Linked DNA regions of Homo sapiens: regions 1, 3 and 4 are each linked to region 2. A link is a loop called in an ENCODE intact Hi-C map of the cell type or tissue named here. Cell type or tissue: mammary epithelial cell. All regions are shown on one strand.

Region 1 (8,000 bases), 1.1 Mb before region 2:
GAGTCCACTTCATTGATCTGGTCTGAAGTACTCATCTGGCAGCTACTTTATCTGCCAACGCAGCCACTGGCTTGGTCCTTCCTGGCTCTGGCCCATCTGTTTCTAACTTAGTTCCCTGGCCCTGACTGCCCCAGATCTGCCCCTGAGTTTTCTTCCTCTCACTGATTCTTGCTCATAAACTCTTCCCATGGCTTGATTCTTCCAGCCCTGTTGCTTGGCACCAGCTCCCCAGGCATTTTCTCTAGCAGCTCAGGGTCTGAGGAGAGGTCTTTTAGGACTGCCATCCATGTGCTACCTCCCCTGACCAGGCTGGAGGAGAGGGACCTCACCTCAGTAGTCTTGGGTGATGCTGAGGCAGCAACGTACTTCGTACACACACATTGGCATTCTTCTGTTTATTCATTTAACAGATGTTTCTAGGCCATAAGCTGTGTGCCCTGAGGTCCTTGGGCTGTGATAACATTGGGGAATGAAGCAGCCCTCTGATGTCTTGAGACTTCTCATGTTGAGGATAGCCACCACCATGCCCTGGAAGCTCTCACCACTCTAACTAGAAATGCTTAACTCACATCCTCTCTAAATAGAGTACAGGCAGCTGCACACTGAAACTGAGATTGAAGAGGATACAGTGAAACAGCAGGGTGAGTTCTAGGCAAACTGTGGCCATTGCAGACTTTCTGTTTTCCTCAGCCTCCTTGCTGACACCCTACCACCCTCAATGGCTGCCCTCCTCTTTTTTGGAGGAATACCTAATGCTTGCAGAATCGTCAGGCCTCTCTCCCTTCTTCTTCCTTCTCTAATCAAAAGAGGGAATCCCCTGAATTATTTCCATTATAATGTGTCTATGTTTTAGTCAATGCACTGAAATGTAAGCACTGTGACTAACGGTGGACTTTGTTTTTGAACATGAACCAGGTAAGAGAGAGTTGGGAGGTGGGGAAGAGAGTTTCTGCTTTTGAAACTCAGTAATGTTTATTAAAAAGCCCAGCCCTCAACATATACTTGCTTTTGATAATTTTCTTTACCTTGGCAGGGAGAGAGAAAGGGAGGGAGATTGAGTTGAAAAGCTTGAGACTTTCCCTGAGAGAGATCTTAGATTTTGGGGAGGTCGAGTAGGGAGGGAGCAGCACAGTTGGGACTATGGAAAGACCATTCCCAGTGGCTTCCAGGGATAGAGAGAAGCAAATGCCAGCATAGTGAGATCTTCCTTGCTCTCGTTTGTCTTGCCAAGCTCCAACCTACATTTTTATTTTGGTCTTACATCCCAATAATCCCCAACAAGATGCATGTACTTTGGCCAAAATGGATTGTTCCTTTAAAACTTACTAGTTTCTCATTTTAGTTAACAATATAGTTTTAAATAAACAACATATGGACCGGGCATAAAATTCTAAAGTGCAAAGTAGACAGTGATAAGTCTTTCTCTCATCCTTTCCCCTAGTCACCCAGTTATCCTATCTGGAGGCATTTATAAACATACACTTTTAGATATATATCTGAATAGGTATAGATATATCTCTATATAGATTTTCCCCAATGTAATTGAAGCATAATATATATAATGCTGTTCACGTTGCTCTGTTTTTTTTGTTTGGAAAAAGTAATAACATACTGTAGCTATAGTTCCCTATCAGTACGCATAGAACTGCCTCAAAAAATACACACATAGAAAAATTTTCTGACAGTACAAAGCAGTATATATAATAGAGTAAAAAAAAATCTCCATTCCTTCTGGATCTCAGCCCACTTTCTTCTAAGGTAATGTCTTATATTATGGTTCTTCAGGGAAACAGAATGAATAGGAGATTATATATATATATATAGTCAGATTATATATTATATATTTTATATATATATATTATATATATATATATTAGCCGGGAAGTTCCATGATTTGCCACCTGCAAGGTGGAGAACCAGGAAAGGTGGTGGTATAATTCAGTTCAAGTCTGAAGGCCCGAGAACCAGCAGCTTTGGCATCCAAGGATAGAAGAAGATAGATGTCCTGGCTGAAGAAGAGAGAGTGAATTTGTCCTTCCTCCACATTGTTCTATCCAGGTCCTAACAGACTGGATGTTACACTCCCACATTGGTGAGAGATCTTTACTCAGGGATCTTTACTCAGTTCCCTGATTTAAATGCTAATCTATTCCAGAAATATCCTCACAGACACACCCAGTAAATGCTTTACTGGCTATCTGGGCATCCGTTAGCCCAGTCGAGTTGACACATGATACTAACCATGACAAGGCTCTTACCAGTTTCTTAAACGGCTGTAATAATCAAAGTTCAGTTGTCCTAGAAATAGAAATCTTCTAGGAAGCTAAAGTAGACGGGACTTAATACAGGAAGTAGGTCCTTATGAAATCACTGGAAGGGCTAGAAGAATAGGGATAGGAGGGAGGGAGTGCTCCAGATGGAGCCACTGTTCAAGAGCATGGCTCCAGAGAGCAAAAAGCTACTGCTCCTGCCATCATGAAGCCAGAGGATATACCCTGGCAAGCTGGGTCACTTCATCACAATTGCATCTCATTCCCCATCTCCTTTCCTTGCTTGCTGACAGTAACAAGCAGGAAGCTGGCCTTCCGCTCATTCCTGACTTTCATATCATGTTAGTATATCTAATTGGAGGAGCCCAATTTTGCATCCAGGGCATTATCTGGAAAGGAATGTGGGAACTATGGCTTTTAGCTTTCCAGCTCTACAGTTTTGAAGACATCCTAGAAGGAGGATAGAGCAGAGGAGGATGGAGCAGAAGGTAAGAGAGCCAATCCACACAATATTCTCCCCCAAATATTCTACACATCTTTAACCATGTGCATGCACAACCTCACTTCTAAACAAATGAGATCACACTATACCTCTGTTCTGCATTTCAGGTTTTCCACGTATTGTGTATTAGTGGTTGATCCATCTCAGTACAGACAGCTCTACATCATTCTTTTTTATGCTGGCCTCCTATATTACTATACAGCTGTGCCATAATCAGTTTAACCAGTCCCCTATTCATGGGAATTTAGGTAGTTTTCAGTCTTTTGCAGTCACAAGCAATTCTGCATTGAGCAAGCTTTTGCCTAAGTTTGTGTGTGTTTTGAGGAGTATGCTAGAATAAATCAACATGGATTATTCTGACCCCAGAGAACAAGACTTTGTTTTCCCACCCCAAAGTCTTTGTGTGGTAATGCCTCATCCCTGCTGCTCATCTTCATCTACAAGGGATGCTGTCCACCCTGGAGACCTCCTTCTCATGCATACACGGTACTTAACACTCCACAGAGTACCTGATAACTGCACGAGAAGCTGTGATTAGTCCAGTTCTGCACATAATGACACTGAGGTGACGTAGAAAGTTTAGGTGACTTGTCCAAAGTCACACAGTTGGTTAGTGGCAGATTTGGGATTTGAACTCAAGCATCTGCTTCAAGAGTACATATTCTCAACCACTACAGGAATAGCATCTTATTTTCTAGAAACATAGAGCAAGTCCTTAGTCACCTTTGTGTCTTTGACTTTATCCACAATAAACAGCTGGTAGTAAATATGTGTTGAATGAGTAAATGAATTCTTATCGGATCTAGTTGGCAATTTATATGAAAACAGCAGTTTTGTTACTATGCACAACATGAAATTATTATTATATCATTTTGCCTGAGACACAACTCAAAGCAAAGATGTTTCTGGAAGCTGCCCTTCTTGTCCATTGAGAATTTTAATCAGGTAAAATTGAAATCATGCATTAGACAACCTACCTCAGTTCACCATTAGTCCACCAGGTGGCAGTATTATCTTGAAAAACCACAAGAAGCCTGCTTTCTCCCCAGCTCTTCCCCTGAATTGGTGTTTTAGAGTCATCAGAGTTGGCACAGAATAAACCCAAGATATTTGGTTATTACTGTGTTGACAAAGTAGCTTTGAAAGTTCAATTATAGTTATTAATAGATACCAGAAATGTGGAAATAAAATCTAACCAAGGTTCTATTTCTTTTTTAAATTGGTATATACTCTTTGTACATATTTATGGGTGGCGTGTGGTATTTTGTTGCACCCATAGAATGTTTAATGATCAGGTCAGGGAATTTTTTTTTTTTTTGAGAAAGGGTCCAGGTCCACACTGTCGTCCAGGCTGGGGTGCGGTGGTGTGATCATAGCTCACTGCAGCCCTGAACTCCCGGGCTCAAGTGATCCTTCCACCTCAGCCTCCCAAGTAGCTAGGACTACAGGTATGCATCACCATGCCCAGTTAATTATGTATTTATTTATTTTAGAGACCAGGTCTCGCTATGTTGCCTAGGCTGGTCTTGAAATCCTGGCTGCAAGCCATCCTCCCCAGGAGGCCTCTCAAAGTACTGGGATTATAGGTATGAATCACTGTGCCCAGCAAGTCAGGGTCTTCTGGTATCCATCACTTCAAGGATTTATCATTTCTATGTGTCGGGAACATTTCAAGTCTTCTCTTCTAGCTGTTTTGAAATATACATTGTTGTTAACTATAGTCACCCCACTCTGCTATTGAACATTATAACTTATTCCTTCTATCTAATTGTATGTTTTTACCCATTAACCAACCTTTCTTCATCTCCCTATCCTCTCCCCTGACACACCCTTCTCAGCATCTGTTATATATCATTCTACTCTATCTCATGTGATACTTGTCTTTCTGTGCCTGGCTTATTTCACTTAACATAATGACTTCCAGTTCCGTGCATGTTGCTGCAAATGATGAGTTCATTCTTTTTAATGGCCTAATAGTACTCCATTGTGTATATATAGCACATTTTCTCTATCCAGTCATCTGTTGATAATCACTTAGCTTGATTCCATATCTTTGCTATTGTGAATGGTACTGCAATAAACACGGAGTGCAGGTGTCTGTTTAATATACAAATTCCTCTTCCTTTGGATAAATGCCCAGCAATGGGATTGCTGGATTGTAGGTTAGTTCTATTTTTAGTTTCTTGAGACATCTTCATACTGTTTTTCGTAGTAGCTGTACTAATTTACATTCCCACAATAGTGTATATGAGTTACCTTTTCTCCTCTGTTATTTCTTATCTTTTCAGTAATAGCCCATTCTGACTGGTAAAAGATGATAAGTCAATATGGTTTTGATTTGTATTTCCCTAATGATTAGTGATGTTGAGCATTTTTTAACGTATCTGCCCATTTGTATGTCTTCTGTTTATTCATGTCCTCTGTCCACTTTTTCCTGGGATGATGATGATGATGATGATGATGATTGTTATTTTACTGTTGAGTTGTTTGAGTTCCTTGCATATTTTGGATATTAGTCCCTTGTTGGATGAATAGTTTGCAAATATTTTCTCCCATTCAATGGATCATCTCTTCCCTTTGTTGATTGTTTCCTTTGCTTTTTAGTTTAATATAGTCCCATTTGTCAATTTTTGTTTTTGTTTCCTGTGCTTTTGAGGTCTTAGCCATAAAATCTTTGCCTAGGCCAGTGTCCTGAAATGTTTCCCCTATGTTTTCTACTAGTAGTTTTATAGTGTCAGGTCTTATGTTTAAGTGTTTAATCTGTCTTGAGTTGATTTTGTATGTAGTGAGAGATAGGGGTTCAGTTTTATTCATCTGTATATGGTTATCTAATCTTCCTAGCCCCTCTTATTGAAGAGGATGTCATTTCCCCCATAAATACTCTTGGAAGCTTTGTTGAAAATCAGTTGGCTGTAAATATGTAGAGTTATTTTCTGGCTTCTGTATTTTGTTCCTTTGGCCTACATGTCTGTTTTTATTCCAATACCATGCTGTTTTGGTTACTATAGCCTTGTGACAAATATGTTTTGAAATCAGGTAGAGTGATGCCTCCAGCTTTGTTCTTTTTGCTCAGGATTGGCTATTAATGATCTTCTTTGGTTCCATACAAATTTTAGGATTGTGTTTTCTTTTTCTGTGAAAAACGACATTGATGTTTTGATAGGGATTGCATTGAATCTGTAGATTGCTTTGGGCAGTACGGTCATTGTAACTATATTAATTATTTCAATCCATGAGCACGGGATGTTTTTCCATTTGTTTGTATCCTCTTCAATTTCTTTCATCTGTGTTTTGTAGTTTTCATGTAGAGATCTTTTATCTCCCAACATTCTATTTCAATTAAACTTTTCAACAATGTAGACTAATGGAAAGAACAGAGCTATAATAATCTTGGGTAAGTCCTAGCTTCTCTGGGCCTCATCTTCAACATCTGTCAAATGGGGCAAATATTACTTCTCTTGCAGGATTGTTGTGAGAATAAATACAATGATATATGAACTGTGTCTTACTTACTTACTGTGTTTTTCACATGTTTGTGATTATGGAAAGTCTACTTGCCCTGCACCAGTTGGGAGTATTTTCTTAGTTGACCTGATTACTAACATCATTTGAATCACTTGGATAAGGGTTAAGTTAAAGTTTTCTTTTTATGTTATTATAAAGGATGTTTTCTAAATAAATTATTTACGTAAAAGAATATAACTGACTTGGGACTGACTGCTTACAAGCATTTTGAAAGTAAATGATATAATTGCAGTACATACAAGTAAGATACTGGGCTGGGCACGGTGGCTCATGCCTGTAACCGTAGCACTTTGGGAGGCCAAGGCAGTCAGATCACTTGAGCCCAGGAGTTTGAGACCAGCCTGAACAACATGGCGAAACCCCATGTCTACAAAAATAAACAAAAAATTAGCTGGGTGTGGTAGTGTGCACCTATAGTCCCAGCTACTCAGGAGGCTGAAGTGGGAGGATCACTTGAGACTGGGGAGGTTGAGGCTGCAGAGAGCTGTGATCACACCACTGCACCCCAGCCTGGGTGACAGAGTGAGACTGTCTCAAAAACAAAAACAAACAAACAAACAAAATATAATAAGATAATAACCACTAACCACTTGTTCATAAAGTAAGATGCCAGTTCCCACTCCCTCATTGGTGTTATATTAGACATTTTAAATAACGTTGTTTATGTCTCGAAACATATTTATTATGGCAGATTTTCCTTTATTTAAATTAACTACTGTGTGAGACTGTAGTTAACTACAGGTGGGAGTATGTGATGACTTAACTGAGCAGAAAGTTAAAAATATAAACTGTGTTAATTTGGTCAGGTGCAGTGGCTCACACCTGTAATCCCAGCACTTTGGAAGGCCGAGGTGGGTGTATCACCTGAGATCAGGAGTTCAAGACCAGCCTGGCCAACATGGCAAAACCTCATCTCTACTAAAAATATAAAAATTGGGTGGCAGCGTGTGCCTGTAATGGCAGCTACTCGGGAGGAGAATTGCTTGAACCTGGGAGGCAGAGGTGGCAGTGAGCCGATCTCATGCCACTGCTTTCCATATATATATATACACACACACACATACACACATATATATATACACACACATTCCATATATATATACACACACACATATATATATACACACACATATATATCTATATACTGTGTTAATTTAATGAGAGTTGGCAATTTTCTACAAGCAGTGTTATGAGGTATTGGACTCATATAAAAAATATATTCATAAAGTGGTTCAAAATGTTTAAAAAACACGACTTAAAAATACATGAGTTAAAAGCAATTTTTTGTTTGTTTTTTAGATGGAGTCTTGCTTCTTTGCCCAGGCTGGAGTGCAATGGCGTGACCTCGGCTCACTGCAACCTCTGCCTCCCGGGTTCAAGCAATTCTCCTGCCTCAGCCTCCCAAGTAGCTGGAATTACAGGCACGTGCCAGCATGCCCGGCTAATTTTTGTATTTTTTTTTTTTTTAGTAGAGATGGGGTTTCACCATGTTGGCCAGACTGGTCTCAAACTCCTGACCTCAAGTGATCTGCCCGCCTTGATCTCCCAGAGCGCTGGGATTATAGGTGTGAGCCACTGCACCTGGCCAAAAGTGATTTCTTTATAGGAAAAAAGTTGAAAGCAGTAGCCAGACTTTCTTTTACTGTTACTCATTTAGAATAAAATATTTTATGTCTCACCTGCCTCACCCATTCTTTTTTTTT
Region 2 (8,000 bases):
AATTGGTTTGATCATATTTTAACATTTCAGTTGCTTCCTACATCCATTATGTGTGTCACCTTATGTGTATTTTGTGAATTAAGCTGGATTGTATAGTATGATTGTTTTTAGAGGTGAGCCCGTGCTAAGTTGCCAGGCTGGAGTGCAGTGGCTATTCACAGGCCGACATGGTTCACTGCAGCGTATAACTCCTGGGCTCAAGCCATCCTCCTGCCTCTTCCTCCTGAGTAGCTGGGACTGCAAGCGGGTGCCATGGTACCTGGCTCCATATAGTATGATTTTTAACTTCAAATTCCAATTGTTCACTACTGCTACATATAAATACAATTGACTTTTGTATTATGATTTTTAATGGAAAATGTTGTGTGAAAGTCTGTCTTTGTCCCGTAAGTACTAAGCACCACTGTTCGTGTTGAGCTCCTCTATTAGGGGCTTGTTATAGATGGGAAATTCATTCTTCCTTTGAGACTCCTTCACCTTATACAGCCCTTCAAGGAGTGACATTTCAAGGAGTAGACAGTTTATTGGCTGCTTACAGGACTGGAGAGAGACATATTTGAGTCACTTTCCTTGTATTACTCTATAAAGTTAGGTCATTAGGAAATCAAGTGATCTAGACTGCTTATGTTGTTTCTACTCCAGGGCCTTTCAAGACAATTATCTTCACAGCCTATTGTAGGTTATAGATTTTAGGGTCAGCATTTAAAACAGCGCTTATTATTTTCTCAGAACAATGTATGGTAGAAATATAGAAAACACAGAAAAGCAAAAGAAGAGCCGCAAACCTATCACTTGGAGATAATGACACTCATTAATCTCCATTTAAGTTCCATTCTTCCTATGTCTGCATACTATTTTTTTTTAACAGTTATGTGATTAAGAGTAGAGACTCTAGAACCAAACTTGGATCCCTACTTTTATATTTAGTAGCTGGGTGTTTGAGGGGCAAGTATGGCAATATCTCGGTGCCTTCATTTCCTAATCTGTAGTATGGGATAGTAACAGTACCTGGCTGGAAGGTTGTTTTGTGGATTAAATAAATTAGTATGTGTAAAGTACATAGAACAGTGCTTGGTATGTGGGAAGGGCTATATAATGCTGGCTTTTATAATGATTCCTTAGTAAACTGCTTAAGGAGAATGATATTCTTGAAACCTGTAGATATTTCCTTCCAAGTAACTCTCCTAAATAAAAGTGACTTGAATCTTTATCAAACTCTTATTTCCACATCTGCTCAGTAGCACTGGGTTAAGGGACACACTGGTGTCTTGAATGAGTTCACAGATCTCTTAGAGTGTTTACTTGAGGCTCTGCTCTTCTTGCACACCCAAAAAGCAGACAGCTTTTGCAACAAAAGCTCAGATTCATGGAGTCTGCCTTTGCCTTTTCCCATCTGTTATTGATACTGTCTTCCTGTTTTGTACTGGGACCACTGGTCTTAAGTTGACAATGAACAAACAATTCATTCTTTTTTTTTTTTTTTTGAGACAGAGTCTCACTCTGTCACCCAGGCTGGAGTGCAGTGGCATGATCTCGGCTCACTGCAACCTCTGCCCTCCGAGTTCAAGCGATTCTCCTGCCTCAGCCTCCCGAGTAGCTGGGATTACAGGCGTCTGCCACCGCGCCCAGCTAATTTTTTGTGTTTTTAGTAGAGATGAGGTTTCACCATCTTGGCCAGGCTGGTCTTGAACTCCTGACCTCGTGATACACCCACCTCAGCCTCCCAAAGTGCTGGGATTACAGGCGTGAGCCACCACGCCCGGCAACAATTCATTCTTCATTCTCCATTACTTTAAAAAACGAAGCTGCTGCAAAGGGAAAAGAATTTAAGAAATCACACGTTTTAAAAAGAAATAGCTAGCTATATTTAGAAGAAGGTAGCCCTGCCAAAACACATCACACATGGAATATAGATGCCTACTTTTTCCTGCCCTGAAGAGCTTGGAGAGTGTGCTTGGTAAAAGCTCACTCAGATCTATCAGAATCACACAAGGCCTCTGTGGGGTGTGGCTTTGCACAACCCAGGGGAATCCTGAACCATTTTTCTCCCTGTTTTTCTTTTGAGTACCCCAAGGCTCCTGGATCCAAACTCTTAATTTGTTCTAAGTAATTACATTCAACAATTGACCGTTGTTTGAAGCAATGAAAATGCAGGTTTTGTTTGGCCTCTATGCTCTGCTTCTAGGGCACAATGCCAAGTCTCTAAGCATGTCTGGGCATGAAGAAGGGACTAGAAGAAGGGACCTTTGTGGTCCAAGGGCTTGCACCTTTGAATGAATATTAAAAGGATTTTATGGTACTCTGCAAGCACAGATGCTACTTACTGCTTATAGCTCAGCTTGGGCAGGAGTCTGAAATCAGGAAGCTGCAAGTTAACATTAGCAGAATGAACAAAGAATGAAGAAAGAGATAGAGACACTGATGCGTGTGTTGTCAGAAAGAAAGTTTCCATAAGTGTTTCTCCTCATGATTTTGAAAACACGACATGAACAAGGATATATACAAGCATCCGCAAATTTCTCTTAGCCTCGTAAGTAATTTTAGAAAACATTCACTATAAGATCCCAAATAAAGTTGGAAGACTTGCAATTTCTTTATCTGAGGATATTTGGAAATATTGACATATCAGGAGGAAATGGTAACTTTTTAAAAGTATGTATATTCAAATAGTTATGTCAGTTTTCATACCCACAGTTATCTGAGAAATTGTGGTTTCATTCATTTAGCCAATCAGTCATTCATTCAACAAATATTTATTTACAGGCATCGTGCTAAGGAATATCCCAGTTTCACTAGGCTTCTCTCCCAGCCTTTCATTGTGATCTTACAGTGTCTAGGCTTGGCCTGCCATCAGTGTACTTGTATTTGCATTTGGAAGGTATCTCCTTTCAACTCTGAAAGACAGAGGTGGTCTAATGGAGGCCAAGAGAACCCATGTTTAGGCTGAAATGCCACCATTTAGCAAATATGTGATCCTGGGCAAAGTATTTATTCTCTCAGACTCAGTTTCTCATCAGTAAAATGGGGCCTAATAATTATAATATCCAGTTTGCAGGGATACTTGAGGATTATAGAGCATAAAAGCACTCTGAAACTGAAGATCTCTGTGAATGGTCTTTTATTTAATGCCTGAGAAACTTGCATTGCCTTAAGAAAATTATCCCAAATGGTCCAAGCATTAGATTATTGTAAGAGATGAAACCATTTCTTCTGACTATTGTATTAAAAAACATATTTACTTTTGTAGTTGACTTTTTAAATTCTTAATATTAGTCAAAGTAGTAAACACACATGGAGGCACACTCAAATAGTACCGAAGGACAAGAGGAAAGGTGCAGTCCCCTGACACCTCCAATCCCCTTCTCCAGCACAATCTGCAGAAAGAACCATGCAACCATTCCTATTTTCTGTTCTTCAGCTTTACCCCACAGTTATATTGCCCTTATACTGTCTTAATAGTGGGAGGAAACATCCCGGGGTTTTCCAAAACTGCACCAATTTCTTCTACACCTCTTCTAGGACACTTGTTGAAAGTGAACAGGAACACCTAGGTACATTCTAATTTTTCAAACAGTGGTTTTCCAGGCAGAATCTTGATCAATGTCATCGGCATACATGTTCATTTTTAAAATTCCATACATAATTTTCTATGGCTTAATAAAATATAAACAACTTTCCACATCCCAATTTTTTGCATGTGTGTTATTATGGACAAAAGTTTGTTTTGCTTTTTTTGCTTGTTTGTGTGTTTCTTGTGCTAGTCACCTAAGAATGAAACTGCCACCCTCAACAAAACCAGGAATGGAACACTGTAGCACAGAACACAAATGCGGGTTTCCACAGACCACAGCACAGAATTTGGGTAAAGCAATAGTGCCCTCTTCTGGCTACAATGAAAAACCAATTATAGAAGGGTCTGAAGATATTCAAAACCAACCCTACCGAAAAAGAAAACAATGAACATTGTGTGTAGACCCTTGTGGATCCGTTTGAGCAGCCACTCTTGCTGTCATAGCCCTAAAGTTTCTGCATTCAAATGAGCAATGCCAAATGTAATCTGGGGTCCGGCCGGCCTGCAACAATGCCGTGAGCTCCTGTGTTCCTTAGACTGGCTAGCAGAGGGCACAGCTGGGTCATGTATTTTCTCAGCAGAGACTGAGCAATTTCCAACTAGCCAACCCAGTGCCACTGCCCCCTCTGTGCACAATAATAATATAAGTTGTCCTGAGGGCCCCTGGACAGGGACTCATTTGTCCAATGGGATGGTCTTGGAGCTAGTAACAATGACTAGAATCCCTAACATTTATATGGTCTTGTGTGCTAGGCACTTTCTATGCTTATTTCCTTTAATCCCCACAGCAACCCTGAAAGAATAATGTCTCACTTCGGTGAAGCCAAGAGCTGAGTGCTTAACCACTGAACTACATTGCCTCCTCTATTTTCCTGATTATCTAAGGCCCATTCTTTTCTGTTCTCTGGAATGCCAGCCTTGAACACCTGGCACATACCCAGTGGATTTCTAAGAAATGATTTTCTTGGTTTACTTTGCTCCATGTTGACAGGCCTGATAAAGGTGTGACAAATGAGAAGCTGGAATCAATTGACTAAAATGGTATAGTTGTGTTTTTTTAATCCACTTGTACTCTTTTACCATAGTTGATTGAATGTCTTACCAGATCATTCTTTCATTCTGGCACACAGTACCCATAAGAGATTGTTACATCAGTTCACAAGCAAAGGAATGTCCTAATCAAATTGCTCTTTTAAATTTAGATCAGACATAGTTCCTTAACTATGGAATGAAGCACTGTTTCCCCAACTATGATCAAATCCCAAATATTGAGAGAAGCATCTTTTTCCCACTTTGAAATCTGTAATCCAAATGTCCAGGCAAGCTCTGGGTATCCTCCTGGAAGGATCTGGAGCAAAAATGCAATGGAAAATGAAGGAAGTGTTTAACTTCTTGGCTGTAGCCAGCAACTGTGACATTATGTTTAAAAACCCACGATGCACAGATTCAGCTGAAGTTTGAAGTCTTTATATAGGACAATGGTTTACAGATGCAAAGCATGCTGTCAGTGAGCGGGCACGGAACCTCCTCGAGCATGTTACAGTGCCTTTCACTTCTTGAAGAAGCCAAACACAGTAAAACCTCAATCGTCTAGAAGCCAGCTCACTAGAATAATTAATAAAACATTTTTCCTACACTGAACTTTTAGAGGACAGATGCTAAACACACAAAAACATATCCCTGTTGGAGCATTCTTTTAAAAGCAAATGATGTTTACCTAAGCAACAAATTGGTAAGATTTACTTGATAAACATGAACTAACAGTATAAGGGCAATATTATTATGGGGTAAAGCTGAAGAACAGAAAATAGCAACTGTTTCATGGCCCCCTCCGCAGATTGGGCTGGAGAAGGGGGTTGGAGGTGTCAGGGGTCTGCTGCCTTTCCTCTTGTCCCTCGGTACTGAGTGTGCCTCCATGTGTAGTTACTACTTTGCCGAATATGAGGAAGTTTTAAAAGTCAACTGCAGGCCAGGCGCGGTGGCTCACGCCTGTCATCCCAGCACTTTGGGAGGCCAAGGCGGGTGGATCACGGGGTCAGGAGATCGAGACCATCCGGGCTAACACGGTGAAGTCCCATCTCTACTAAAAATACAAAAAAAAAAATTAGCTGGGCGTGGTGGTGGGCACCTGTAGTCCCAGCTACTCGGGAGGCTGAGGGAGGAGAATGGCGTGAACCTGGGAGGCAGAGCTTGCAGTGAGCTGGGATCACGCCACTGCACTCCAGCCTGGGCAACAGCGTGAGACTCTGTCTCAAAAAAAAAAAAAAAAAAAAAGGCAACTGCAAAAATAAATGTTTTTTAATACAATAGTTAGAAGAAATGGCTTCATCTCTTACAATGATGTAATGTTTGGATGATTTGGGATAATTTTCATAAAGCAAGTTTCTCAGCCATTCAGTAATATGACCATTCATAGAGATCTTCAGTTTCAGAATGCTTTTATGCTTTGTGATGCTCAGGTATCCCTGCAAGGTGGGTATTATAATTATTGGGCCCCATTTTACTGATGAGAAACTGAGTCTGAGAGAATAAATACTTTGCCCAGGATCACATATTTGCTAAATGGTGGCATTTCAGCCTAAACATGGGTTCTCTTGGCCTCCATTAGACTACCTCTGTCTTTTCACCACTGTGTGTCTAACCCTTAGCGCAGCACACAGTAGTAATGTAACTATTTATAGCATGAATAAATTTAATACGTTTAACAAATGAATGAATGGCTCTTCCTAGTACCTCACAAAGAAATATCAAAATTATGCCCTTTGTTCTATACTCGCTAAGGCAAGAAAGTCTAACAAAACATTTCAAATAAATTTTCACCTTGGACTAACCCCAAATGATTTGCCTTAGGCTATCTAGAAAGCTTCATTTCCAGAATATTTTGCTTAATCAGTTTCATTGGATGCCTCAAGAAATAGGACCACATTCAGGGACATCACTTAAAGGAGGATTCCCCCAAATCTCCAAGCAAGGACGATCATTGACATATGATGAATAAACCTGTACAAATAACCGAGGTCTCTTTTGAAGCATGAACCTTTCTATGGATAAACTAACCAGCATCTCTGTGCTTTTCCTCTCATGATAAGAAGTATTAAATCACCCAAACAGCAAGTCACCCAAAGGCTGAGGTAATTCATTTCTGCTCCTGGGTGATTAATTGGTCTGTATGCCTTGGTGCTAGAAGTGATAAGACTTAGGTAATGGAAAGCCAGAGCATATCTCCAGGTTCACAATAAGTAATGGGTTATTAATTCGAACATGCCAGCACAAATCCTCCTGGCCTGTGGTCAGGTAGGTAAGTCTATTTGCCAGCTCTGTGTAAAACTACTCTTATGCCAGACAAACTAGGACGTGTCTAAAAAGTCAGACACTGCATTCTTTTGCTTGGTCTAATACTCAACTCTGGCATGAGATGTCTACGTGGAAATTAAAATGATGAACTCTTTTACGTGAGTAGGTAATACATATGCATGGATCAACCATAAATAATAATTAATGTCCATTTAGAGTCACAGTGGTTTACCTCTCAACAATCCCAGGAGGTAGATACTATCATTATCTCCATTTTGCTCATGAGGAAACAGGGGCAATGATGCGTTTGAACTTGTGCAAGAATCCAGTTATTAAATGGCAGAATCCAGACCCCTCGCTTTCTTTTTCAGAGCTGTGCTCTCCTAGTGTGTGGGCCTCCTGGCCCACGTGTCCAGCAAGCAAGCCACTCCTGAATACACAGTAGCCGTTTGCCTTCATGTATTTGCTTAATCAATGGTACGAAAATTGCAGCCGCTCCCATGTGTTGGGATGTTTTGCAAAATTTTTTACATTCAAAAGAGTCCTCATAGTTGGGTATAGTTAGGACAAACAGACCATAAGAAAATGTAACTTAATTTTTCTAGAACAGAACTTTTTACCATAAGACCCTAATCTGCTAGTTTGGTGGAAACTTCATTTGAGTCATGTAAGGGATTCCCTCCCTTACCCCCACTACCCCCAGGATTGTGTCCAAGTTCCAAAGTGTTCTTGAGCAGCCAAAAGTCAGGGATAGAGGCTCATCTGGTCCTCCCACATCTGCCCACAGCACCAGCTCCGAGATAACCATCACCCTCTCTGAGCTCCAATAAGGTGGCTACTCAGTCTTGTCTCACTGCAGTCCCAGGCCCATCCCATAAGGAGCAAGGGGGAAAAGCCTCCCTCTTGGGCGACTACACACATCTACGCTAGTGACACATATCCCTTTATATACCAGTCATTTTTAATGCCCTCTTTGCTTTACTGAAATGGAATTTATAGATAATAGACTCTATTGAATATAACTTCAAAAAACTTTAACATTTCTTAACTGTAATGTAAAGGAGGACCCAATAGAAAAGTATAATAAAATTATATGCACTCAAATATGTGAATGCTCTAGCTTGACTACAGTAGG
Region 3 (8,000 bases), 1.1 Mb before region 2:
TGCAATGTGCCATGATAGAGCCACTGTACTCCAGCTTGGGCAACAGAATGAGACCCAGGCTCAAAAACAAAACCAGGCCGGGCGTGATGACTCACACCTGTAATCCCAGCATTTTGGGAGGCTGAGGCAGGCAGATCACTTTGAGATCAGGAGTTCGAGACCAGCTTGGCCAACATGGTGAAACCCCATCTCTACTAAAAGTACAAAAATTAGCTGGGCATGGTGGCATATGCCTGTAATCCCAGCTACTTGGGACGCTGAGGCAGGAGGACTGCTTGAACCTGGGAGGCAGAGGTTGTAGTGAGCTGAGATCGCGCCACCACACTCTACCTTGGGCGACAGTAAGACCCTGTCTCAAACAAAAGAAAACAAACAACAACAAAAAAAAAAGCAAAGACGAAATGCGGACCATGGTTTTGGGATCCAATTAGACATGCCAAAGGACAAACATTTGCCATCTGCTTAGTGGTTTCTGGAGTAAGCAATCATTGAAGAACAGGAAGCGGAAGCTGCTTCTGTTTTATTTAGAGTGGCTTGGCACCATGAGCAAGAACTTGCCTGACCAGTTTTTTTGGCACACCACGAAGAGAAGGAGTTCTCAGACCACTTGTTATTTTATTTTATTTTATTTATTTTTTTAAATAGAGACAGGACCTCATTATGTTGCCAGGCTGCTTTTGAGCTCCTGGCCTCAAGCAATCTTCTCACCTTAGCCTCTCAGTGTTGGAATTATTGGCATGAGCCACTGCACCCAGCCTCATGATTATTTTTGTCAGTTACAGCAGCACTACCTTTTGCCAACAACGATACCCACCTTTGATATTTCCAAAGTGACCCATTGGCCAGAGTTGCTAAACAGCTCTGAACCTCCCTCAGGGGCTGAGTCTGGAGTTGCGGGATCTCTTGGGCCCCCACCTAAGGAACTAGCACTCAAACCCCCTTTTGGGTAAACAGTATTTTTTAACAAAAGGGAGATGGAGTGGTGTCTTTTCATAAGAGCCACTTCTAGACTCTAATCTTTTGTTCCTTTGGAACTATGTCAAATATACAAATAAATGCTTTTAGCTCTACCATTGGATAGTGCTTCAGAATTAGCAGCCCTGTCACATAGCTATGAATATTCACATTCTTGGTGAAGAAACTTAGGCTTGAAGAATCTTAAGTGTCACAGCCTGTCAGTGGTAGAAACAGGGACAAGAAGGCAATCAGACACTCCAAGTCTATTCGCCACACCAAAAATCCCTGCTGAAGATTCTCACTCTGCCAGACCACAAGGACCCTGCAAGCAAGGCCTTGCTCCTTGAACCAGATCTGGGTTCAATGTTAATTTATTCTTCCCACAGTAGCTACAGCCTTTAAAATGTTCTTACTCTCTCGGCTGGTCACAATGGCTCTTGCCTGTAATCACAGCACTTTGGGAGGCCAAGGTGGGAGGATACTTGAACCCAGGAGTTTGAGATCAGCCTGGGTAACATGGTGAGACCCCGTCTCTACAAAAAGTTTTGTTTGTTTGTTTGTTTGTTTGTTTTGTTTTGTTTTTAATTGGCCAGTCATGGTAGTGTGCACCTCTGGTCCTAGCTACTCAGGAGGTTGAGGTGGGCGTATTACTTGAAACTGGGAGGTCAAGGCTGCAGTGAGCCATGATTGCACCACTGCACTCCAGCCTGGGTGACAGAGTAAGACCCTGTCCCAGAAAAAAAGAAAAGAAAAGAAAAGAAAAAAATTGCCATAGGGGAAAAAGAAAATAAAAGTTTTTACTCTTTGACTTAGAAAACCTACTTTTTTTGGAGGAGGGGGACGGAGTCTCGCTCAGTCGCCCAGGCTGGAGTGCAGTGGCGCAATCTTGGCTCACTGCAACCTCCACCTCCCAGGTTCACACCATTTTCCTGCCTCAGCCTCCTGAGTAGCTAGGACCACAGACGCCCACCGCCACGCCCAGCTAATTTTTTTGTATGTTTAGTAGAGACGGGGTTTCACCATGTTAGCCAGGATGGTCTCAATCTCCTGACCTCGTGATCTGCCCAGCTTGGCTTCCCAAAGTGCTGGGATTACAGGCATAAGCCACTGCACCCGGCCCTTTTTTTTTTTTTTTTTTTTTTTTTTGAGACAGATTTTCACTCTTGTTGCCCAGGCTGGAGTGCAGGGGTGTGATTTCGGCTCACTGCAACCTCTGCCTCCTGGGTTCAAGTGATTCTCCTGCTTCAGCTTCCCGAGTAGCTGGGATTACAGGCGCCTGCCACCACACCTGGCTAATTTTGTACTTTTAGTAGAGATGGGGTTTCACCATGTTGCCCAGGCTGGTCTCGAACTCCTGACCTCAGGTGATCACCCACCTTGGTCTCCCAAAGTGCTGGGATTACAGGTATGAGCCGCCACACCTGGCCTAGAAATCCTACTTCTGAGGCTCTATTCTAAGCATATAATTGGATATACACAAGAAAGCTTTAGACGTAAAGACTTTTTTTTGGAGATAGGGTCCTGCTCCATTCCCCAGGCTGAATTCAGTGCAGTGGTGTGATCACAGCTCACTGCAGCCTCCAACTCCTGGGCCCAAGTGATTCTCCCACTTGGCCTTCCAAAGTGCTGGGATTACAAGTATGAGCCACTGGGCCCAGCCAATATTTTTTAAAATAGTATAATTGATAATAGGAAATGTTAAATGCTAAATAATGCTAAAATACATATTAAACAACTGTTTACTAAAAGCAATCAAAATAAGGTACCCAATTTTATATATAAAAGGTTCTTGAATGTGTAAAACAATTATATGAAAACACTAAGCATGAAAACAAAGACTGGGGCAGTCAGAGGCTATCTCTGGGTTGTGGCTTATTTGTTCATTCATTCCTTCAGCTAGCATTTACTCTGTGTTAAGCACTATGCTATATATATAGATACAAAGGTAAACAAGAAAGATATCTGCTTTTCCCTTGGTGAACTTACTTAGCTCTAGATAACAATATGGTTTTTAGCAAGGAGGTTTGTGTCAGAATCATCAGAAAGTGCTTGTTGAAAATACACATATTCAATACCTCACTCCTGAAGGTTGGGTTCACTGAGTCTGGGATGGGGTGAGGCATAATGTAATTTATTTAAAAATCTCTCTTAGTGATTCTGAAATACAGGCAGGATGACAGCTACTGTCTTAGAATAGAGGTCTCCAAACTTTTATGATTCTATATCCCTTCAGTAACAAAATAACTAAATAAAATAAAATTAGCATTCTGGCCAGGCACAGTGTTTCACGCCTATAATCCCAGCACTTTGGGAGGCCGAGGCGGGTGGCTCAGTTGAGGTCAGGAGTTTGAGACCAGTCTGGCCAACATGATGAAACTCCGTCTCTACTAAAATTACAAAAATTAGCTGGGCGTGGTGGCATGCACCTGTAATCCCAGCTACTGGGGAGGCTGAGGCAGGAGAGTTGCTTGAACCCGGGAGGTGGAGGTTGCAGTGAGCCGAGATTGTACCACTGCACTTCCAGCCTGAGCAACAGAGCAACACTCTGTCTCAAAAATAATAATAATAATAATTAAATAAAATTAGCATTCCATCACAATTTATTTATAGATTATATACCTGTACTAGTCCACTAATATGCATATTATTGTAAAACATTGTTTTACAATATTTAACTCAAAATTTAAATTTAAGAAGGATGAGATTAAATATACAATGTAAAAATAAAGATTCTAATATTTTCTCCTCTAATCCTACTAGATCATCTTGCCCACCTTTTGTGATCCATTTGAAAATTAATTCTCTCGTCTAAAGGATAATGAAGCTGTGAGAGGCAAAAAAGAAAGAAAGCTACTTTTATTTTGTTTTGTTTTGTTTTGTTTTTTTGAGGCGGAGTCTCACTCTGTCGCCCAGTCTGGAGTGCAGTGGCGGGATCTGGGCTCACTGCAACCTCCACTTCCCAAGTTCAAGCCATTCTCCTGCCTCAGCCTCCCAAGTAGCTGGGACTACAGGTGTGTGCCACCACGCCCGGCTAATTTTTTGTATTTTTAGTAGAGACGAGGTTTCACCGTGTTAGTCAGGATGGTCTTGATCTCCTGACTTCGTGATCCACCTGCCTCGGCCTCCCAAAGTGGTAGGATTACAGGCATGAGCCACCTTGCCCGGCCCACAAAGCTACTTTTAATAAGTCATTGCTTATTTAGCATCATAGCCCTCAAGGGTATCCAAAAATCTAATGCAAACATTAATAATTAAAATGAAATTAGATCTAAAAATAGGATTAGACATCAAAATAGACCTGTGACATTGACATAAAAGTAGAACAAAGCGTGTTGTCTTAGTCCATTTTCCACTGCTATAACAGAATACCACAGACTGGGTAATTTATTTTAAAAAAGGAAATTTATTTCTCATAGTTCTGGAGGCTGGGAAGTCCAATACCAAGGGGCCAGCATCTGGTGAGTGCCTTCTTGCTGCATCACAGTATGTTTCCAACACATGAAATTTGGGGGATACATTCAAACCATAGCACATGTATTTATTCCTCCAGTGCCTATTATATAACTGCAAGTCATTCCACTGCAGGTCAGCAGACATGAGAAAACGTTATGGGGTCTCTGGGCCCCAAAATCTGTCTTAAATAAGCCATTAACAACCAAGAGAGGAGAGGGGGAGGAGTTGTACAGACAGTTCCTTCCAAATGTTGAGGAACTTAACACAAAGCCTGAAGGGTGAGGTTGGGACAGTGGAATCCTGAGGAGGGACTGGGGCTAAGAAATGGGGAATACTTGAAGTGCAAATCCTCACTCACCTATCTTTTGGCGGAGGCCGATACATGCACATGCGCGCGCACATGCACACACACACACACACACACACACACGCACACGCACACGCACACGCACAGGCACGCAGAACAAGGGTTGTCAGGAAATTGAGCTGAGGTTGCCCAGAAGGCTTGTACTGCCTCTCCTAACTTACTGCTGAGACCCCATCTGGTGCAAGGCCAATTTCTATACTCAAGAGGGCAGCAGAGAGCAATGAATGGGCCCTCATTCATTTGAGATCTTCAGCACACGGGCCAATAACCACCACCCTTGCTGCTTGCTCGGAGCATCGTGGACCCAAGGTCTGGAAGGGCCAGAAGATACTCATGCCTGTCCCATGCTACTCAGGGATGGTTGACCAGAACACTTTAAGGCACTTGGAGATAAATCACCAGCCACTTGCCACTGCCGTTATGATTGTGTGTTCCATTTGTAAGCACTGTGAGGATTGTTTAAGTACCTTCAGACTCTCTTTACTTTCAGAGAGCCTGTGAGGTAAGTGGAATTCGTAGGATCATTTTATAGATGAGAAAACAGATGCCCAAAGATGTGAACACTTGCCCAGACTTCAATAGCTGGTTAGAGACAGGGCTCGACTTGAACCCAAATCTCCTAAAAAAGCAAATTTAGTTTATCCTGTGAAACTCAACATTTCTCAGAGTTCTTGGACAGTATGTCAAGAATCTGCAAATTCTCTGTAAGAATTAAAATTTTTGTCTTCACTGTGATAATTATCTGTAACAAAGATTAATATCTTTAAATAAAGAGACGACTTCGCAGAGTTACCAAGTGACACCTGTATTGCTCACTTACACAGTGTTGGTTAAGTGAAAGGTTTCTTTCTCCTAAGTTATAAACAAAGGCAGGAATGTATTAGAACTTCTGTTTTGCATGGAAACAGGCATTCTTATAAGTTATATTTTGAAACTCACCATAGAGAAACAGACTAAATAAAGACCAGACTTGACCTAGTATTTTTCTGTCATCAGCTCCAAAGTAGCAATTTAGTTTCTACAAAACATGTCCATCACATTAATTGAACATTGAAATTTTGAATTTTATTAGTTACATGGTATTTGGTTTCAATTTTTTTCTTTAATTACACAGTAATTGCTATGTTTTGGATGTATATGCCCCTATGAAATTCATATGCTAAAATCTAATGACTAAGATGATGGTTTAGAAGGTGGAGCCTCTGGTAGTGATTAGGTCATGAGGATCAATGAGGGCTCCAGCCTTGTGAACAGGATTAACGTCCTTACAAAAGGCTGCAGAGAGCGGCCTCGCTCTTCCCCTCTTCCACTGTGAGGATGCAGCAAGAAGGCGCCATGTTGGAAGCACAGAGCAGCCCTCACCAGAGACCGAGGCTGCTGGGGCCCTGATCTTGGACTTCCAGCCTCCAGTACTGTGAGAAATAAATTACTATTACTTACACATTACCCAATCTGTAGTATTTTGTTACAGCAGCCCAAATGGACTGAGACAGTAATCTACAATCATGGAGCTCATACAATGTTTTATATTTGTAGATATTGAAATAACATTATTATAGAAATGAAAATGATGGCAACATGTTGAGAGCTGGAGCCTGCAATAACTTTTCAAGAACATGAAGGGGTCCATCCATCACTTGGGTTTGAGGAACAGACAGCGGAGGACCCTGCCTCATCTCCTTCCGCTCCACGACGTCTCATGTCAAGAGCTGCTCGGCTTCTTTTGCTCCTCTCTCCTCTTCAGCATATCAGCCCTTATTCTTCTGTTACTGTGACTCCATACTTAGCTCTTGAGCACCTTAGCGGGGGTGTCCTTCTTGGGAAAAGTTTTGGAACCCTAATTTAGTCCAATTACCATAATTTACACATGAAGGAACTGGGGCCCAGATGGATAAAGTGACTCATTCAAGGGCACTGGAGATTGGAGCTGGCTCTCCTGATCCAAAGCCCAGAGCATAGATCCCCAGGAAAAGCACAGGGAAGCAGCACTTGCTACTTCCCACAGACCTGCTAATTTCCTGTTTCAAAATGGGAGCAAGGCTAGACCACAGTCATGGGTGCAAGGCATTATAAGAGGCATGGCACAGTCTGTTCCCAGAAATGCACCATTGATTTGAACACCCAAATGGCTAGGAATATTAAGAGCTAATCCAAACCATCAGAACTGCTGGCTCCAACTCTAGCAAAGAAAAATAAACAAAATCTTTCTAAACTTAGAAATGGTTCAGGATTATTTTTCTTTTTTTTTTCCAGCTCATCAAAGATTAGCTGTAGAGTTCTCTCCACCCACCTCCAACACAGTGATTAAAGGTCCAGCATTGCTGGCCAGGTACGGTGGTTCATGCCTGTAATCCCAGTATTTTGGGAGGCCAAGGCGGGTGGATCACCTGAGGTAGGGAGTTCGAGACCAGCCTGGTCAACATGGTGAAACCCCATCTCTACTGAAAATACAAAATTAGTCAGGTGTGGTGGTGCATTCCTGTAATCCCAGCTACTTGGGGGGCTGAGGCAGGAGAATCGCTTGAACCTGGGAAGCAGAGGTTGCAGTGAGCCGAGATCGCGCCATTGCATTCCAGCCTGGGCAACAAGAGCGAGACTCCATCTCAGGAAAAAAAAAAAAAAAAAGGTCCGGCATCAAAGCCTCCCTCTTCCTCAACAGATATTGTATGATGAAGGGCAGTCACTGCCCTGGGGGTCAGCAAACCTCTGGCTGGACTTGGATCTGCCAAGGAGAAGCTGGGCAGCCTTGGGGAAGCTATTGCTACTCTTCAGGCTTCCATGCCCTCTTCTGTAAAATGACCAGAATTACAGTAGAATTTCAGTGTTTCCTAATCTTCCCTGAAGATAAAAATCCCTTGGCATAGGCCAGGCACGGTGGCTCACACCTGTAATCTCAGCACTTTGGGAGGCCAAGGTGGGCGGATCACCTGAGGTCGGGAGTTTGAGACCAGCCTGACCAACATGGTGAAACCCCATCTCTACTGAAAAATACAAAAATTAGCCAGGCATGGTGGTGGGCATTTGTAATCCCAGCTGCTTGGGAGGCTGAGGCAGGAGAATCGCTTGAACCCAGGAGGTGGAGGTTGAAGTGAGCTGAGATTGTGCCACTGCATTCCATTCTGGGTGACAGTGAGACTTTGTCTCAAAAAAAAAACACTTAAATTTCTGAGCCCCGACCCAAATTTGGACTATTCAGGAAGATGCCTGGTAATCTATATTTAAC
Region 4 (8,000 bases), 860 kb before region 2:
AAAGATGACTTGCTTAATTTTATTCAAGCCATTGATTAACTTAGGAAAATTATGCCCTGGCTTCAATTTAAAAATGCAGTTAACCCTTGAAAAACTCAGATTAGGGGCACCAATCCCCTGCACAGTCAAAAATTCATGTGTAACTTTGACACTCCTCAAGCTTAACTACTCATAGCCCACTGATGACCAGAAGCCTTGTCAATAACATAAACCATTGATTAATATATATTTTGTATGTTACATGTATTATATACTATATTCGTATAATAAGGTAAGCTAGAGAAAAAAATGTTCTTAATAAAATCATAAGGAAGATAAAATACATTTACCATTTATTAAGTGGAACTGGACCACCACAAAGGTCTTCATCCTTGTTGTCTTCACATTGAGTAGGCTGAGGAGCAGGAGGATTAGGAAAGGGTGGTTTGTCTGCGTGTTTTATCAAATTGTCAAAAAATCTCCAAAAAAATTACCAATATATTTATTGGAAATAATCCATATAAAAGTGGACTCATGCAGTTCAAACCCGTCTTGTTTAAGGATCAACTGTATAATGATTTAGAGCTTCTGTGTAATTGATAATTGCAACCAAATTTTGGGGCTGAGGATACTTTCTCTCCATAATTGAATTCTTTGCTTTAGAGATTTCTATGGTGGGCAGGGGTGGGGGTTCAGGAGATGTAAAAATCTGTATCATAAAAATTTATCAAACATGGAGTTATATGATTCAACAATTATACTCCTAGGCATATACTTAAGAGTAATGAAAACATGTATCTACACAAAAACTTTTACTTGAAAGAATGTTCATTGCAGCATTATTAATAATAGACAAAAAGTGGAAACAACTCAGATATCCATCAGCTGAGGAATAGATAAACAAAACAAAGTAGATACCTCCTATCTATCTATCTACCTATCTATCTAATGGAATACTATTTGGCAGTAAAGAGGAATGAAGTACTAATACATGCTACGGCATGGGTGAATCTTGAAAACATTATGCTACATGAATCCAGTTTCAAAAGACTACATATTGTGCAATTCAATTTATATGAAATATCCAGAATAGGCAATTCTGTTGAGACTGAAAATAGATTAGTGGTTGCCTTGGGCTGGGGTGTGGAAGGAGGATGGTGAGGTGGTTGGGGAGAAATGTGGAGCGATTGCTAATGCGTGTGGGGTTTTCTCATTGGAGTGATGAAAATATCCTAAAATTGATTATGGTGATGGTTGCAGAACTCAATATACTAAAACCCATTGAAGTGTATACTCTAAATGGGTGAATTGTATAGTATATGAATTATACCTTAATAAAGCTGTCATAAAAACATATATGGGGGAGTATATACCAACATTTAATGGTAGTTATATTGATTTTTTTGTTTAGTTTTTTTTCCAAGTTTTTATTTATTTTATTTATTTTTTTGATACAAAAGACTTTATTGCAGCATGGGCTTCATGTTCACATTGGTTCTCCTTGCCCAGCAAGTCCCCCAGGAGCCTTGTGAGCAGCTCAGATAGATGCTGCACACACACTCAGTTTGTGTCACAGCTGAGGAACCCCAAACTAAGAAATCCCAAATCTTATAAGGAGACTGCTAGCAAGCCTGCCCAACCCTTGCACTGGAAGAGGCTGTTATCTTTACTACCCTGGTCTGAAAACAAATCTGCCTTCATCCCCAGGGGAAACACTATTTCTCGGTTTCAAGACTGTTGGCCACAAAACCATCCTTCAAAAGATAATCCGGTAGAAAAGTTTTCACAGTAAGAGTAGGCACACCATGGAGAATGGCCTGCAGCAGTCTGGTGTTGCAAGAGGGCTACTGTGGCTCCAAAATCATTTCTTCATTGAACTCTATTCAGACAAAAAGAGCAATGGAAAAAGATCCTTTTGCCCTGCAACTTTTTTTTTTTCTATTAGTGATAGAAGCCTTTTTTGGAGAGGTGCCAGGAAAGTTTCTATTAAGACTCTGGCCAGAATTGGATCATATGTTAACCTCCAGACAAAAAAAACTGTGTAAGAGGAGGGACTTCTCCACTGTCTTAAATAATTACTTTTGTCTTTAAAAAAAGAAACACAAGTAATTTAAATGAAAAAAAACCTGTATTTTAAAGAAGATGTCTTAAATTCTTTCTGAAACAATATAGAATAGAAATATAAAAATGATATGCCAAGGAGCACATTTTGGAGTTGCTTGAGGCCAAGGATTTCTTCCATCTTGGTTTCTTCTCCCCAGCTGCTGCTCAGTAGGGACCAGTGGAGCTTGTTGAATTGAGTGGAATGTTGGGCTCTCACTCACTGATAAGTCTCATTTTGATATTTCTGTAAATAAGTGCCTCATTGTTGCTCCCAGTCCATATTTATACCGAGCAGGCAAAATGAAAGTTCTTATTAGTAGTCCCACTTTTAGGAAAAAAAAAAAAAAAGGAATAACTGGGATATTGAAACAAACTTTCAAAGTGTGACAACAGTCTCTGAATTAAGAGTGGCAAGTAGTCTCTCAAGTGCCTTTGCCATTTTAATTCTCTGGCCATTGTGAATTGAATTTGTACACTAGGATAAAACATTGTAGCAACACATGCAGGTGCAGTAGTTAGTAGTGAAACAGCAATACTTACTAAGTGGAGAGGAAAAGGGTTGGCTTTTGGACTTACAGAGCTGGAAGGGTGGGAGGAAGTAAGGAGAAAAGGATTCATCTGTCTATGAATCTGGCAGTTCAGAAGTTGTGATAAAATAGCGCCAGTATTGGAAGTGTTTCAATTAGTTAATTCTAAAAAGTAAACAACTTTTCCTTCTCTGTCCTGATCCACAGCTTGTCTAACCATCCACCACATCTTGTCAGCTATGTATATTTTGGGCCACCAGATGTAGGTGGAGATGAGAAGCATTTATTCAGCACCTGTTAAGTGCAAAGCACCCAGCTTGGTGCTGGGGATACAAGGGTTGAGCGGAAATCGATCTGGTCCCAGCTCTCCCAGAATTTACAGCCTATTGAGAAAAAAAGATTCATTCAAAGACTATGAACTACCCACCATGTATGCCAGAGAGGCACAGAGGCTGCTATGAACACTACCATCAGGGTGTTTTTCTGACATTTGTGGGGGCAGGCAGAGCAAACTGAGAGCATGATCCTGGTTTTCCACCTGTGCTTTTGACACTACCCTGTAGATGTAAGCCAGTGGTGGACTTGGTTGTTAACAAGACAACACTGGTGGTCTGGCTGCGTCTGACCACGATTCTTCTGCCACATCCAAATGGTGATTAAAATCAGAATACTGAGCATCCTGTGTTTTTGGTTGTAAGCTTTTTTATTTGCTTAAGTCTAGACTCTGTGGTCTCATTTGCAAAATAAGACAGTAAGACATGTGCATAGAGGTGAGTTTTTTAGGCGAATCTGTTTCTTAATGAGACACTGGCATGAATCTTACAGCGACTTAACCCTGTTCACTGGTGCAGTGTCACTAGTAAACATAAGTCTTAGAGATTATCTCTTGTTCCATTATAGTTTGGCAATAACAAAAACCATGTTTATCAAGTTTGGCAAGTCTGATTTAGAGGAGTAATCCTTACTTCTGGGTGGGCTTGAGGGCAAGATTAATAGGCCTTTAAAACAGAATAGGTAGAGTTACTGATACCATTATCTGCTAAAGGTTGCTATAGCAATGAGTGGTTTGATTGCACTGTGTAATTGGTGGTACAGTGGGTTAGTGTAAAAGGATCCTACTAATTTAACAGAAACTCTCCTAGAGCAATTTAATTAATCCATTAGAATGAATGCCAAATTCTTTGAAAGCTCTAAGATATGGTTCTGTTTAGTTCTAGGTTAATTAAAGATACATTATTATCTGGAATCAGCACAGTATCACTAATATTTTTAAATGATTTTTGGATAAAGACTTTCTACATTTAAGTTATTTTTTAAATGATGAGGTACAATTTTTAATGAAGACATATATTTTAATATAGTTTGTGGTACTTGTTCTGAAGTGAAAAAAATTGCACTGGACTACACGGAAAAACGTAGGCATGGCAAGCTATAAAAACTAGTTCACTGGCCTTTTGAGAAGGGAAAGGAAGCTGGAACCTAAATGCACTACCAGGTGTGAACACATCCTCTGTAACTGCAAACTTCACTAACAGATGAGATTGCCTTTTCCATTAGCAATCTGGATAAAATGTGTACTGTTCTTCCGAATAAATGCTGTATGTACAGAATTCTTTAGGAATGCAATATAATGATCATTTAAGAGTTTATGGCTGAGATGACTTTAAAGGAATGAATGTCCTAAAACAGGCAAAGTAAAAGGGTGTGACTCTTGATGTCTGTGCAGATGTGTCTGTTGAAACTCTGGTCCAGGTTATCCTTCCCTTCTTTTTTTTTTTTTTTTTTTTAACGCCTTTGTGGTTTCTTTCCTACTTATCCCAATTTTTAGTGTTTGAGTATATGAGTTTCAAAACCAAACCAAATCCCTACTGTACACTTATAATGTGCCAAATACCATGGTAGGTGCTTCACATCAATTTTCTGCATCTATGTAGTGGGACAAAAATGCTAATTTTAACTATGTGTTTTGGACTTTGGCACTTGAAAGCAGGTCCTTGAAGGGTGAAATTAGCCCATTTTGACATTCCTACCTCTGGCAATGTTACTCTGCTGCCACCTGGAGGCCTTCTGTGGGATGTGCATTTAAAGGCCGGCAGGGATGCTGTGTACACAAGCTGCCTGGGCTGGGTGTCCACTATGATCTTGTCCTCATTCCCTGCTGAGATCAGTTGACATGACCACACAAAATTGGGGTTATTACTTTGTTCGCTGGTTATTTCCTTGTTGGTTTAATCATAGAAGCTAATATGCATTATAAATTCAAGAGCAATATACTATTGTGGCATGCAAATGTAGTATTACTTGCTTTCTGCAAAGCAAATTCAAAGTTATTGTTGTCCAGATTTTTAGAAACACAAGACAAGGATTGTTGGTTTCTCTGCTCCATCCTGATCTTATTACTTATAGCTCCATCCTTGTAATTTGTCATCTTTATTATGATTTGTCATGTAGAGCCATATAAATGAATACCTTATACATTTTCTAAGCATAAACATGGATGATAACTCCTAGCATTGTTGCCCAGAAGTGAGAAGAGCTTGAATAAATCCACCTGCAGATTTGGGGCATTAGATAAATTAATAGGAGTGACAAAACGGAATAGGGAAGGTCTAGGTAATGAACCTGCTGGAAAACTTCAGGCGTTTCCCCAGGATTAGCATAAAGCAGGGCTGTGGGGGAAGGGATGTGGAGATTCCAGAAAAGGAGTGAGACCCCACAATGTTGTATGTTAATGCAAATCTGGGGTAGAGACTTTCAGTCATATGTCCTTGCTAGGGATATCGAGTGCTTTAATTTTCCCCAGGCCCAAACCTGTTCTTGGTGGTTATTTCGACAATAGCGGCTCTTGTTTAAGGGCAACTGAGTATTTGGGAACAGAACCAATCAATTAAACCACAGATAAAAATGCTGCCTTGGGTGAACCTTTTTTTTTTTTTTTTCTTCATCCCAGTACATCCTGACCACTACTGTTTCCAGGAAACCCTTTATTCAGAAAGAGGACACCCGGTGTGCCCGGGGCTGAGGTTGGAGCTGAGGGCTATGCTGGTGTTCTTGACCTTCAGTGATGTGTAAGGAAAAGCCAGACCTCTTATATAATGAATTACGCTCTTTTAAAACATATTGAAATCTGTGGTATTTGAGGAAATAGACATGTGGGATTTCCTCAGGTGGGTACGAGTCACGTCCTTACAATCTGCTATTTTGAAGAACTTGCGGTAGTGAGCAGCCTTCCTTTGGAATCAAGGGCATTTATTTATTTAATGATAATTTTTTCCCCTTCAGGATTTCCTGTGAGAGCTCCTGGGCTTGTTTCCATCTTAGTCCACACAGATAATACCAGAGTATGGACAGTCGGGTTATTAGACACTCTGCTCTGTGGAGAGCTGATTTTTAAGAGGCCTAATCTAAAAACCTATCTCTGTGCAGAAGGCTCCTGGGCAACTCATTTACACTTGTCAGCTAGTAGTTGTTGTTCTTCTTAACAAAAGCTCCCATCAGCAGATCCTGATAATTATTTCTTTTGCAGAGATTAAGAATTCAGTGTCCAGCAGATCAGCAGCTGAAAAGGAAGATATAAAGGTAATGAATGACTCCCTGCTTCTTTCTTTGCACGTCTTTCCATAAAGTAGAAATGAAGATTTAGTGGTAATAAAAATGTTTAAAAAACACTAAAAAAAGGATGTGCCCCAAGTCACTTTCAGAATAATGTGAAATTCTGTTTTCTTTTTCTTTCTTTTTTTTTTTTTTTTGAGATGGAGCCTCGCTCTGTCACCCAGGCTGGAGTACAGTGGCACGATCTTGGCTCACTGCAACTTCTGCCTCCTGGGTTCAAATGATTCTCCTGCCTCACCCTCCTGAGTAGCTGGGACTATAGGCGCCCACCACCACGTCTGGCTAATTTTTGTATTTCTAGTAGAGATGGGGTTTTGCCATGTTGGCCAAGGTGGTCTCGAACTCGTGACCTCAGGTGATCTGCCCGCCTCGGTCTCCCCAAGTGCTGGGATTACAGGCATGAGCCACCGTGCCCAGCCCCATTTTCTTTATCAAATTCTTAATCCCTATTCTTTATAACCAAACCTAGCTATCTTTCTGAGTTGTAGTTGTATATGCAAGATGATTGAATACATTCTGCAAAACAAATTTCTACTTGAAGTTTGATGTTTATAGATATTTGACAACAATGTGATTACAAGAGTAAATGTGGGAGATGTCCTCTGAGAATAAAATAACCTGTGTACAGCTTTCAGGTGTGTTTCAGCTTGGGATAGATTCATTACTCACTTTTAGCTGTTAAATAATATTAAGTATAAGACTAGTTTTCTGTTTACATGTGATGATACTTGTAACATGTTTTCATTGATGCTTTCCAAGGTTGTTTTTCTAGTTCACAAAAATAAACATTAGTGTAGCATATATGTAATTTTTTAAAAATCCACCTGACTTTATCTCTTCCAGCGTGTCAAAAGCCTGGTGGTTCAACACAATGAACATGAAGACCAGCACAGCCTAGATTTGGGTATGAAATAACGCTTTTACCTATACTCGTAGGGGCATCCCAGATCCAGGTTTAGAGTGGACAAGAAGCAAGTAAATTTTAACATAAAATATTCCTTCCTGGTAACCTTATCTATTTCCTGAAACGCATCCAGATAAATTTTATTTGTAGGATCATTTGTAATACTATGACTCTAGAGGTTGAGACTCCATTTACAATCTAAAAAACAAGGCAATCAAAGCTTTTCCTGAACAGTTTTACTCTGAGCCAGAAGCTGGCTCTGGACTTGTCATATGTTCCCTTGTTATTTCTGTGAAGTAGGCACTACCAGTCTCAGGTTCAGGTGAAGCAGTTGAAGCACTGGTGGAGAGTAGATGGTGGAACCGAGACTCATAACTTCATTCCACCTGGCCCTAGAATCTCCAAGCTTACCAAAATCCCATTTTGATGCCCAGTGGGGTCCCCTTGGAGCTGAGCCTATGTGATCTACACTGCTGAGCTCAGGAAAAGACCAGATGTTTGTTCTGGGATTTGAGTCTGATGTGAGTGTCCTTTCAGAGGAACCAGGTGTTCCTCCACCCTTGGCAAGGTAGAGGTATTTCCTCCCTCTGACCTGGGAATTCTCATCTGATTACAATATTCTGTTTCACAACTCCCTGAGGACCCCTTCCTAAATCTCCTCCCAGGTACTCTCTATTTCTTCAAGGCTAATTTGGACCCCAGCCCTATCTCTTGAGTTACTTAGAGGTGAATAGAGCATAATGAAGCTAATGGGGTGTTTGAAGATACAGGCTGAGCTATCAGCAGAGGCTGAGTTTGGGCACCTGGATGTCTGTGAAGACCTCTGGGGCTGACAAGTGAGAGGCAGATGAGCACGAACCACTCCAGTTGGTTTC

Evidence for each region. Peaks named below come from ENCODE experiments on the same cell type or tissue, not always from the same donor. Only the 100,000 strongest peaks of a DNase experiment are listed, where the experiment ranks them.
Region 1: a loop joins it to region 2, with 22 times the contacts of the local background. A loop is called at or near these places in 40 of 110 quality-filtered maps.
Region 3: it touches region 2 in a loop (9-fold over the local background); 3 of 110 quality-filtered maps call a loop at or near these places.
Region 4: a loop joins it to region 2, with 8 times the contacts of the local background. A loop is called at or near these places in 27 of 110 quality-filtered maps.

The regions. Positions count from the first base shown.
Region 1 is chr5:73,587,522-73,595,521 of GRCh38, forward strand. No RefSeq gene overlaps it. Among named protein-coding and RNA genes, the nearest start is that of UTP15, 26 kb to the left of the region's middle. In mammary epithelial cell, a CTCF peak has its summit at 3,771 (motif pointing right); a DNase peak (open chromatin) is centred at 3,800; H3K27ac peaks cover 264 bases.
Region 2 is chr5:74,645,102-74,653,101 of GRCh38, forward strand. It overlaps a transcript of HEXB not described here. Among named protein-coding and RNA genes, the nearest start is that of ENC1, 8.4 kb to the left of the region's middle. RefSeq lists an enhancer at 3,948-4,027. In mammary epithelial cell, a CTCF peak has its summit at 3,880 (motif pointing left); DNase peaks (open chromatin) are centred at 2,190, 3,859 and 6,840; H3K27ac peaks cover 3,241 bases.
Region 3 is chr5:73,514,887-73,522,886 of GRCh38, forward strand. No RefSeq gene overlaps it. Among named protein-coding and RNA genes, the nearest start is that of BTF3, 20 kb to the left of the region's middle. RefSeq lists a silencer at 4,890-5,089. In mammary epithelial cell, a CTCF peak has its summit at 4,981 (motif pointing right); DNase peaks (open chromatin) are centred at 525 and 4,965.
Region 4 is chr5:73,788,267-73,796,266 of GRCh38, forward strand. It overlaps ARHGEF28 (Rho guanine nucleotide exchange factor 28), which reads left to right. Exons shown (of 36, transcript NM_001177693.2): 8 at 6,136-6,188; 9 at 7,065-7,125. Among named protein-coding and RNA genes, the nearest start is that of ARHGEF28, 170 kb to the left of the region's middle. RefSeq lists an enhancer at 7,775-8,000. In mammary epithelial cell, a CTCF peak has its summit at 4,665 (motif pointing left); a DNase peak (open chromatin) is centred at 4,675; H3K27ac peaks cover 171 bases.